Linked DNA regions of Homo sapiens: region 1 is linked to region 2. Evidence: read pairs that join two places in POLR2A ChIA-PET (ENCODE). Cell type or tissue: Panc1. All regions are shown on one strand. Links, peaks and the distances in the headings refer to the core of each region. The heading gives the core; the rest is flanking DNA.

Region 1 (5,380 bases), core at 219-5,218, 290 kb after region 2:
GGGAGGTGGGGGGCGCCTCTGCCCAGCCACCCTGTCTGGGAAGTGAGGAGCCCCTCTGCCCGGCCGCCACCCTGTCTGGGAGGTGTACCCAACAGCTCATTGAGAACGGGCCATGATGAGGATGGCGGTTTTGTCGAATAGAAAAGGGGGAAATGTGGGGAAAAGAAAGAGAGATCAGATTGTTACTGTGTCTGTGTAGAAAGAAGTAGACATAGGAGACTGCATTTTGTTCTGTACTAAGAAAAATTCTTCTGCCTTGGGATGCTGTTAATCTATGACTTTACCCCCAACCCCGTGCTCTCTGAAACATGTGCTGTGTCCACTCAGGGTTAAATGGATTAAGGGCAGTGCAAGATGTGCTTTGTTAAACAGATGCCTGAAGGCAGCATACTCCTTAAGAGTCATCACCACTCCCTAATCTCAAGTACCCAGGGACACAAACACTGCGGAAGGCCGCAGGGTCCTCTGCCTAGGAAAACCAGAGACCCTTGTTCACATGTTTATCTGCTGACCTTCCCTCCACTATTGTCCTATGACCCTGCCAAATCCCCCCCTCGGAGAAACACCCAAGAATGATCAATAAATACTAAAAAAAAAAAAAAAAAAGAGGCAGGGCACGGTGGCTCACGCCTGTAATCCCAGCCCTTTGGGAGGCCGAGACAGGCAGATCACTTGAGGTCAGGTGTTCGAGACCAGCCTGGTTAACATGGCAAAACCTTGTCTCTACTAAAAAATACAAAAATTAGCCAGGCATGGTGGCCCATGCCTGTAATCCCAGCTACTTGGGAGGTTGAGGCACAAGAACCGCTTGAACTGGAAGGTGGAGGTTGCAGTGAGCCGAGAACGTGCTACTGCACTCCAGTGTGGGTGGACAGAGTGAGAGTCTGTTTCAAAAAAAAAAAAAAAAAGAATATGAGTGAACATTTCCTGAGTCTTAAGATAAACAAGGATTTTCTAACCAAAAAATAAAAGATATTATAAAAAAGGAAAAATTGTTAGATTTGATCACAAATATTAAATATATCTGCATGGAAAAACTATTACAAAAATTACAAGGCAAATTTCAAACTGGAAAAACACTTTTACAACTGTGACAAAGGATTGATATCTGTTACTGAGAAAAACATTTACATTTATTTATAAGAACAAGACCAGGGCCAGGCTCGGTGGCTCATGCCTATAATCCCAGCATTTTGGGAGGCCGAGGCAGGTGGATCATGAAGTCAGGAGATCGAGACCATCCTGGCTAATACAGTGAAACCCCGTCTCTTCTAAAAATGCAAAAAATTAGCCGGGAGTGGTGGTGGGCGCCTGTAGTCCCAGCTACTCCAGAGGCTGAGGCAGGAGAATGGCGTGAACCTGGGAGGCAGAGCTTGCAGTGAGCTGAGATCGCGCCACTGCACTCCAGCCTGGGTGACAGAGTGAGACTCCATCTCAAAAAAAAAAAAAAAAAAAAAAAAAGGACAAGACCAACACTTCAAATGAAAATTGGACAAAGTTCACAGACAATTCAGACAATTCACAAAGTAATATGGAAGACAACTATATTTTATAAGTTCAACGTCACTAGTAAGAAATAAACAAATTAAAATAAGTCTGTTCTGGCTGAGTGCCCCATGGCTCACGCCTATAATCCCAGCACTTTGGACTTTGGGAGGCCAAGGCGTGAGGATCGCTTGAGCTCAGGAGTTTGAGACCAGCCTAGACAGCACAGCGAGATCCCAACTCTACAAAAAATGAATAAATTGGCTGGGTGTGGTGGTGCAATGTACCTGTAGTCCCAGCTACTCCAGAGGCTGAGGTGGGAGGATTGCTTGAGCCCAGGAGTTTGAGGCTGCAGTGAGCTATGATGGCATCACTGTACTCCAGCCTGGGCAACAGAGCAAGACCCTATCTAAAACACTTTTTTTTCCTATCAAATTAATTTTAATTAGTTTTACTGGCAGTTTGGTGAATTACTGATCCTCATATTTCTGGTGGGAGTCTAATTTGGAATAACTGTCCTAAAAAAGAAAGATAGATACATAGATTTAGGAATATATATAAGCCTGAAAAAAAAAAAAAATATATATATATATTTTGAGACAAGGCCTCACTCAGTTGCCCAGACTGGAGTTCAGTGGTGCAATCTCAGCTTACTGCAGCCTCGACCACCTGGGCTCAAGTGATCCTCCCACCTCAGCCTCCCAGGTAACTGGGACTACAGGCATGCACCACCATGTCCGGCTAATTTTTGTATTTTTTTTTAGAGATGGGGCTCACCATGTTGCCCAGGCTGATCTTGAACTCCTGGAGTCAAGTGATTTGTCCACCTTGGCCTCCCAAAGTGCTGGGATTACAGGTGTGAGCTGCTGCGCCCAGCCTATTATCTATATTTTTTGAGGCACTAATTTATGCTTAGGCTATTCTAAGAAAAAAACTAGAAATACAAAGATTTATGGCCAAAAATGTTCAGTTCATTGCAACATTATGTATAACAGCATAAAAACAGAAACAACCTAAATGTCCAACCTGTACTATAGATTATGATGTAGTCATTGAAGTTATTTTTGAAGACTATATAATGACATAAGAAAATGCTCATCGTATCATATTAAGCAAAAAAGAACCCCATTTATTAAATTATATTTACACAATCCTCAGTTTTGTAAGCATGAATTCTATGTCTTCATCTAAGTCACTGAGAGAAATGTGAACAGATGGGGTTTGGAACGGATGGAAGGTTCAGCAAAGTCAGCCTCCCTTTTCTGGGTTGAGGCTAGCCCTCTTCCATTCCTCCATTAACTGAACCTTCATCTGGCAATGGTTCCCAAATGTTTCCTAGGGGAGGGCACATAAGAATTACTGTGAGAGATGGTTTAGAAAAACAAAAACAGATTTTGGAGCCTGACCCACAGAGATTTCGACTCAGGAGGTCTGAGGTGGGGCCCTGGAATCCGTGTCAAAAGGCCTCCAAGTGATTCTGATGCACAGCCACGTGCAGAAGGAACCACGGCCTTCTGGTTCGAGGTTTTGAAAAGGACATTGAACACCTTTTGTAAGTCAGCTTCTGAATGTGAGTTAGGGAAGATAATGTCAGGATGGAAAAAGCCTTCCCCCTCCTACATTTCTCCAAATACTCTGTTGCTGCTTGTCAGGTGGATGATGTGACAACTGGCCCAGCTGCTGGCCTGCAGCGCTTCCCTGCTCGGACTGCAGCTGCCAGCGCTCCCCTGCCCACCCCCCGCCCCACCTACTCACCTCCTGCCTACCCCCACCACCCCACCCAGCCCCGCCTACCCTGCAGCTCCTTGCCCTGCTCTTCAGGACTTTTGCTCCAAGTCTTGCCTCCTCTTTGTCTTCTGAGATGCCAGCTGCTCCCTCTCCATGGCTTCCCTTCTGTCCACTTTTCATTCTGCTGAGGTTGTGCTTGTCTTTACCCAAACCCCTGTGATGCTTGTGGCCAGGCCTCCTTCCCCCAGGCCTAGCTGCTGAGAATTTGACGCCTCACATCCCACTCATTCCTCAACCCGCGCCATCTGGCTTCCTTCACCACCACTCACAGGCACACCTCTTGGCAAGGTCACCTGGCTCCCAAAGGCTAATCTACTGGTTCTGTTTCAGTCCTTTTCCTGGAAGCATCTGACACTACTGACCACCACCTCTCTCCCTGGCTTTTGTGGGGGTCATCGTTGCTTTACTTGCCTCGTATCCCCTTTTCTTGGTAGCAGCATCCTCAGGAGCTGCCTTCCCCAGCTCTCAGGCCACGTGGTTGGTGGGGCTGACCTCCCCACTCCCCACATTTCATGCCCCTGCCCCTAAGGATTGGTTCAGGGATGGGCATATGGTCAGGGTCAAACCAATGAGACTCAAGCCTGAGACTTTTACTGGGGCTGCTGAGCCAGCAGAATTCGAGGCTGGAAATGGAGGTGGCCGCCTGCCCACCCCTGAGAAGGAACACAACATGAGGAGGGCCACAGAGCCAACAGAGTCCTGGTGTGTCTCCTGCAGTCCTGGGCCAAGCCTGAAGCTTGCACATCCTGGTCTGATGGGTTTCAGGAAAACGTTCTTATCTTTTTATCTAAGCTAGCTTTGGTTGGATTTCTGTCACTTGCAACCTAAAGAGATCTGAGACAGCACTGAGCCACTACCCTCCCAGGCAATTACCCACCTCTTTGGTACTTTCCCCGGAGGGTCTCCACAAGCTCTGCTTCCTCTCACTTAAGAGTCCTGTGCAAGGACTTCTACTTCCCAGATGCTGGCTACTAAATGCTGACACTCCCAAGTCAACAGACCAGCCCAGATATCTCCCTGAGCTCCAGACCCATGTCTTACCCCTCATGGACATCGCCACCTTGGTGTCCACTCAAACATGACAGGTCTAAATCTAAACTTATCATTATGCCCCATCCTTCCTCTTCTTGGATCCCCATCTCAGTGAACAGCTGTACTCCCCAGTTACCCCAGAAACCGAGGCCTCATGGGTGACACCTCCCCACCCTCACTCCCTGGCCCTCTTTGGGCAGCTAATTCTCTGCTCATTCCTCAGGGCTCAGCTTTTAGGCTGCATTCTCAGGGAGGCAGCCTTTTCCAACCCGCAAGCCTGAATGAGGGGGTCCCTCCTATGCCCCCAGCCACCCTGTGTTTCTAGTGTTACAGCCCTTGTCACTCAGAGCTGTGGCCTGTTGACTCTCTTCTGTGATGGCTGGCCCCAACCCTGAAATCAAGATCATTTGAATAAATGAACACTAGCATCTGTAGGTGTGATCTTATATTGTATATTGAAAATATAGTCTAATTTTCTGTAAAAATTAAATATCTCAATATTTTAGAGAGATCTGTAAAGGGTATAATATTTGGAACAGAAGATTGATTTTCAGGAGCCCCAGTATCTGGATGAGTGTGAGAACCACTAAATAGGACCCATAGTTTTTCTGTGTGAGATTTTATTTTTTTAAAAATAGATGAACCAGGCTGCCTATTAGTGAATGCCTTCACTTCCCTTTTCCTTAATTACTGAGTCTAGAAACTTATCAAGGGAATGAAGCAGGCCTTTGTTCCTATTCAGAATCCATTTCCCTGCTTTTTTGAAAATGAGAACATCTGCCTGCTTCCAGTGTTCCAATACTTTTCATATTCTTCACAATTTCTTAAAAGCCACCAAATACAGTTCTTTGAGCAGAAATGCAAGTTCTTTCATCCATGTGTCCGGCCAGAGATTTCCTGAACCTCGCCTGTGGCAGGCCCTGGGAGAGCTCCTCAGCCTGTGGTTTTAATCCCCTCTTGAACACAGCTGGGCTCCCTTCTGCCATCTCTGGGGCATTTTCTTTGAGGAAAAGGAGGAAGCTGAGTAGTTCTGCTTTCTGTTAATATTGCAGCAAGAGCCCATGAGTGGGCCGAT
Region 2 (5,380 bases), core at 166-5,165:
GGAATATAGTGGCGCGATCTTGGCTCACTGCACTTCTGCCTCCCAGGTTCAAGCAATTTTCCTGCCTCAGCCTCTGGGGTAGCTGGGATTACAGGTGCCTACCACCATGCCCGACTAATTTTTTTGTATTTTCAGTAGAGGTGGGGTTTCAGCATGTTGGCCAGGCTGGTCTTGAACTCCTGACCTCAAGTGGCCTGCTCACCTCAGCCTCCCAAAGTGTTAGGATTATAGGCATGAGCCACTATGCCCAGCTTAATAGTGATTATTCTTATTTTTATTTTTATTTTTTTTTTTAGACAGAGTCTTGCTGTGTCACCCAGGCTGAAACGTAGTGGCGTGATCTGGGCTCACTGCAACCTCCGCCTCCTGGGTTCAAGTGATTCTCCTGCCTCAGCCTCCTGAGTAGTTGGGACTATAGACGCATGCCACCACAGCCAACTATTTTTTGTATTTTTAGTAGAGACGGGGTTTCACCATGTTGGTCAGGATGGTCTCGATCTCTTGACCTCTTGATCCGCCCGCCTTGGCCTCCCAAAGTGTTGGGATTACAGGCGTGAGCCACGGCGCCCGGCCAATAGTGAATATTTTTAAAGCCACTGATGTTTCTAGCTTATTTGTCTCTCTTCTTAGTTCCAGACCTCTAGATCAAAATGTTCATTATTATAGAGAATTCCAGCTGAATTTTTCTTTTTACTTTAAATCCTCCCCTTTTTTTTGCATTAGCTATGATAGTCATTCAAATCGGAAACCTCTGCATTGTTTTTGCCTCCTTACATAAATCTGTTAAGTTATTCTCCTATTGATGTATATTTGGATTGTTTCTAGTTTTTGACTGTTATGAATAAAACTAGTACGAACTTTCTTACACGTGTCTTTGGTGGACATACGCACTAGTTTCTTTTTGTTACATGTCTAGGAGGAGAATTGCTGGGTCATACAGTAGGCATACTTTTAGTAGACACTGCCAGAATTTTCCAAAAGGATCATACCAGCTTATACTTCCACCAAAAATGTATGATGAGACTTCCTGTTACTTCTACATCTTTGTTAGCACATGTGGTATTGTCTTTTTTGTTTTTAGCTATTCTGGTTTCACTATCTTTAGAGGCTATTGCTGCTTTTTTTTTTCCCCTTTCTTTTTTTTTGAGTCAGGATCTTGCTGTTTGTTTCCCAGGCTGGAGTGCAGTGGCAGGTTCATGGCTTGATGTAGCCTTGACCTCTTGGGCTTTACTGATCCTGCTGTCTCAGCCTCCCTAGTAGCTGGGACTACAGGCATGCACCACCACGCCCAGTTAATTTTTAAAAAAGATTTATGTAGAAATGGGATCTTGCTATGTTGGCCAGGCTCGTCTCAAACTCCTGGCTACAAGGATCCTCCTACCTCAGCCTCTGAAATTGTTGGGATTACGGGAGTGAGCCACTGTGCCCGGCTCTTTAGAGGCTTCTAATTCCATTAATGGATGACTGCTTATTTCCTGTAAGTAGAAATTCATCTTTGCCATCCCCTTTTGTATGTTTACCTATTTCTTCTTTTTAAAAAAATTATAGCTGTAGAGGGCAAAATCAATTCATACCCTCTTTTACGTGACCTTCAAACATTTGGGAAAAAATTATACTCCTTTATGATTTCTGTTATCTTTTATTCAGTCATTCACTAAGTGTAACAGAATACCTTTTAGTTTCAGGTACTTTTCTAAGTACCAAATAAAACAAATTCCTGCATTATGGATCTTAGGTTTTACATAATTCCAACCTAAGCACAGATCATTCAGCTTTTCCATGTGTGACATAGTTTTCAGATGTTTTTCTGTTTGGTTAGTTGATTGCACACTACCATGGGTGCACCTGGAGTTTCTGGCACATATATTTTTCTCACAAGAAAGCTCATCAGAATGCAAGTGAGTGAGAATGACATTATTATAGAGAGAGTCACTCTGGTTTGATTTTTTTTTTTTTGAGACGAAGTCTCGCACTGTTGTGCCAGCTGGAGTCCAGTGGTGCAATCTTGGCTCACTGCAACCTCCATGTCCTGGGTTCAAGTGATTCTCCTGCCTCAGCCTCCCGAGTAGCTGGGATTTCAGGCACCCGCCACCAAACCTGGCTAATTTTATGTAGAGATTTCACTACGTTGGCCAGGCCGGTCTCATGATCTGCCCGCCTTGGCCTCCCCAAGTGCCGGGATTACAGGCGTGAGCCACCGTGCCTGGCCTGGTTTGATATATTTAAAACAAGAATTAATTCACAAATGTCAATATTAGACAAATATGAACAGTTTTACAAAAATACTGTTCCCACAATCTAGAATCCTGGTTTTTTTTCTCAACATTGTACATTCTATGGCAGGCATTTTTAAGGGGTGTATTAGTATCTATAAGATGTATTTAATCAGTTCTGTGTTGATGGACCTTGAAATTGTTTTAGTTTTTTTAGCCACTACAAATAATGCTTCAGTAAAATTTCTTACACACATTTTTTATATACTTTTGCAAATACAGTGATTAATTCTTAGGAATGGAATTGCCTAGATCAAGATTTTAAATTTTAATTAATTGCTAAATTATATTCTAAAAGGTTATAACCATTTATATCCCTACCCATAGTACATGAGCCTGCTGATTTTTGTATCATCTTTATTGTCCAAAATACCATCCCCACTGCATAACATCTACCTGGTTTCCCAGCTGCTTTCCCCCCCAAAATCCCATGCTCTATTTGGTAGACAGAAGGATCTTTGAAAAATATGACTTACGGGGATTATGTTCCCTCTTAAAATTCTTCAGTGGCTTTCCATTGCACTTAAAGGCCACTTGCCTGATCTCTTTGGCCTTATCTCATTTATCTGTTGGTGGACACTTGGATAGCTTCTACCTTTTTTCTATTGTGAATAATGGAGTTACGAATTCTTTTTTTTTGGAGATTGAGTCTCGCTCTGTCGCCCCCAGGCAGGATTGCAGAGGTGTGATCTTGGCTCACAGCAACCTCTGCCTCCTGTGTCCAAGCGATCCTCCCACCCTAGCCTCCAGAGTAGCTGCGATTACAGGCACGTGCCACCGCACCCAGCTAATTTTTGTATTTTTATTAGAGGTGGGGTTTCGCCATGTTGGCCAGGCTGGTTTCGAACTCCTGACCTCAGGTGATCCAGCCACCTCAGCCTCTCAAGTGCTGGATTACAGGAGTGAGCCACTGCACCTGGCCAATGAATTCTTTCGGGTATATACCTAGAAGTAGAATTGCTGGATCATATGGTAATTCTATTTTTAATTTTTTGAGGAACCGCAATACTGTTTTCCAAAGTGACTGAACCACTCTATATTCCCATCAACAGTGCACAAGTGTTCTAATTTCTGCTTATCCTGGCCAGCACTTAACTGTTTTTAATAATAGCCATCTTAATGGGTATGAAGGGATAGCTCGTTGTTTTTAATTTGCATTTCCCTAATGATTAACATGTTATGATAGGCATTTTTTCACATTTATTTACCATTTGTATAAGGAGAAATGTTTATTCAAGTGCTTTGCCCATTTAAAAATTGAGTCGTTATTTTGTTATTGAGATGCAGGAGTTCTTTATATATTTTGGATATTAATCCATTAGATAAATGATTTGCAAATCTTTTCTCTCATTCTGTGGGTTGTCTTTTCATTCTTATATAGTGTGTTTTGATGCACAAGTTTTTAATTTTAATGAAGTACAATTTTCCTATTCTTTATTCTCTTACCTGTGCTTTTGATGTTATGCTTAAGAAACCATTGCCAAATCTAACATTAGAAAGAGTTTCCCTTATGTTTCTTACTAAGAGTTTTATAGTTTTACCTCTTAAGTTTAGGTCTGCAATCAATTTTGAATTTTTTTTTTTTTTTTTTGAGACAGAGTCTTGCTCTGTCACCCAGGCTGGAGTGCAGTGGTGTGATCTCGACTCACTGCAACCTGTGCCTCCCAGGTTCAAGCGATTCTCCTGCCTCAGCCTCCTGAGTAGCTGGGATTACAGGCGCTGGCCACCATGCCCAGCTAATTTTTGTATTTTTAGTAGAGATGAGGTTTGGCTGTGTTGGCTAGGCTGGTGTCGAACTCCTGACCTCAAGTGATCTGCCCGCCTCAGCCTCCCAAAGTGTTGGGATTACAGGCATGAGCCACCACGCCGGAGTGTTTTTATTAGTGGTGTAAGGTAAGGCTTCAGCTTCATTCTTTTGCATGTGTGTATCCAGTTTCCCGTCACCATTCATTGAAAAGACTGTCCTGGCCGGGTGCTGTGGCTCATGCCTGTAATCCCAGCACTTTGGGAGGCTGAGGCGGGCGGATCACGAGGTCAGAAGTTGGGGACCAGTGTGGCCAACATAGTGAAACCCTGTCTCTACTAAAAATACAAAAAAAATTATCCGGGCATGGTGGCGCACACCTGTAGTCCCAGCTACTCAGGAGGCTGAGGCAGGAGAATCGCTTGAACCCGGGAGGCGGAGGTTGCAGTGAGCTGAGATTGCACCACTGTCCTCCAGCCTGGGCAGCAGAGCAAGACTCCATCTCAAAAAAAAAAAAAACCACAAAATGAAAAGACTGTCCTTTTCCCATTGAATGGTCTTTGCACCTGTTGAAAATCAATTGCCCACATATGTGCAGATTGATTTCTCAGCTCTCTGTATTCTGTTCGCCTATATGTTTATGTTTATCTTTATGCCAGTGTCACATTATTTTGATTACTAGACATTTTCAAATTGGGCAGTGTGAGACCACCAACTTTGTTCTTATTTTTCAAAATTGTTTTTGCTATTTAAAGCCCCTTGAGATTCCATTTTCTTTTCTTTTTCTTTTTTGAGACTGAGTCTTGCTCTGTTTCCCAGGCTGGAATGCAGTGGTGTGATCTCGGCTCGCTGCAACCTCCGCCTCCTGTGTTTAAGCAATTCTCCTGTGTCAGCCTCCTGAGTAGCTGGGACTACAGGTGCGCACCACTGTGCCCGGCTAATTTTTTGTATTTTTAGTGGAGATGGGGTTTCACCATATTGGCCAGGCTGGTCTTAAACCCCTGACCTTGTGATCCGCCCGCCTTGGCCTCCCAAAGTGCTGGGATTACAGGGATTATAGGCATGAGCCACCGCGCTGGGCCGAGGTTTCATTTTCTACTTCTGAAAAATCCCGTTGGGATTTTGATAAGGATTTTGTTGAATTCGTTCAACACTTTGGGTTGTCTTCCTATTCATGAACATGGGATATCTTTCCATTTTAATTTTTTTCAATAATGCTTTTATGGTTTTCAATGTAAAAGTGTTTTGCTTTCTTAGTTAAATCTATTCCTAAGTATTTTATTCTTTTTGATGCTATTATATATTGAGTGATTTCCTTTTCTTTTTATATTGCCCATTGCTGTTTTGTATTGCATATTGTTCA

The links. Peaks named below come from ENCODE experiments on the same cell type or tissue, not always from the same donor. Only the 100,000 strongest peaks of a DNase experiment are listed, where the experiment ranks them.
Region 1: POLR2A ChIA-PET joins it to region 2 with 7 read pairs; 5 of 35 experiments call an interaction of 5 or more read pairs at or near these places.

The regions. Positions count from the first base shown.
Region 1 is chr15:41,962,709-41,968,088 of GRCh38, forward strand. All of the region lies in intron 1 of EHD4 (EH domain containing 4), which reads right to left. Among named protein-coding and RNA genes, the nearest start is that of EHD4, 7.2 kb to the right of the region's middle. In Panc1, for the core only: no CTCF peak of the experiment used is centred there; no DNase peak of the experiment used is centred there.
Region 2 is chr15:41,674,245-41,679,624 of GRCh38, forward strand. All of the region lies in intron 2 of MGA (MAX dimerization protein MGA), which reads left to right. Among named protein-coding and RNA genes, the nearest start is that of MIR626, 15 kb to the right of the region's middle. In Panc1, for the core only: no CTCF peak of the experiment used is centred there; no DNase peak of the experiment used is centred there; H3K27ac peaks cover 3,025 bases.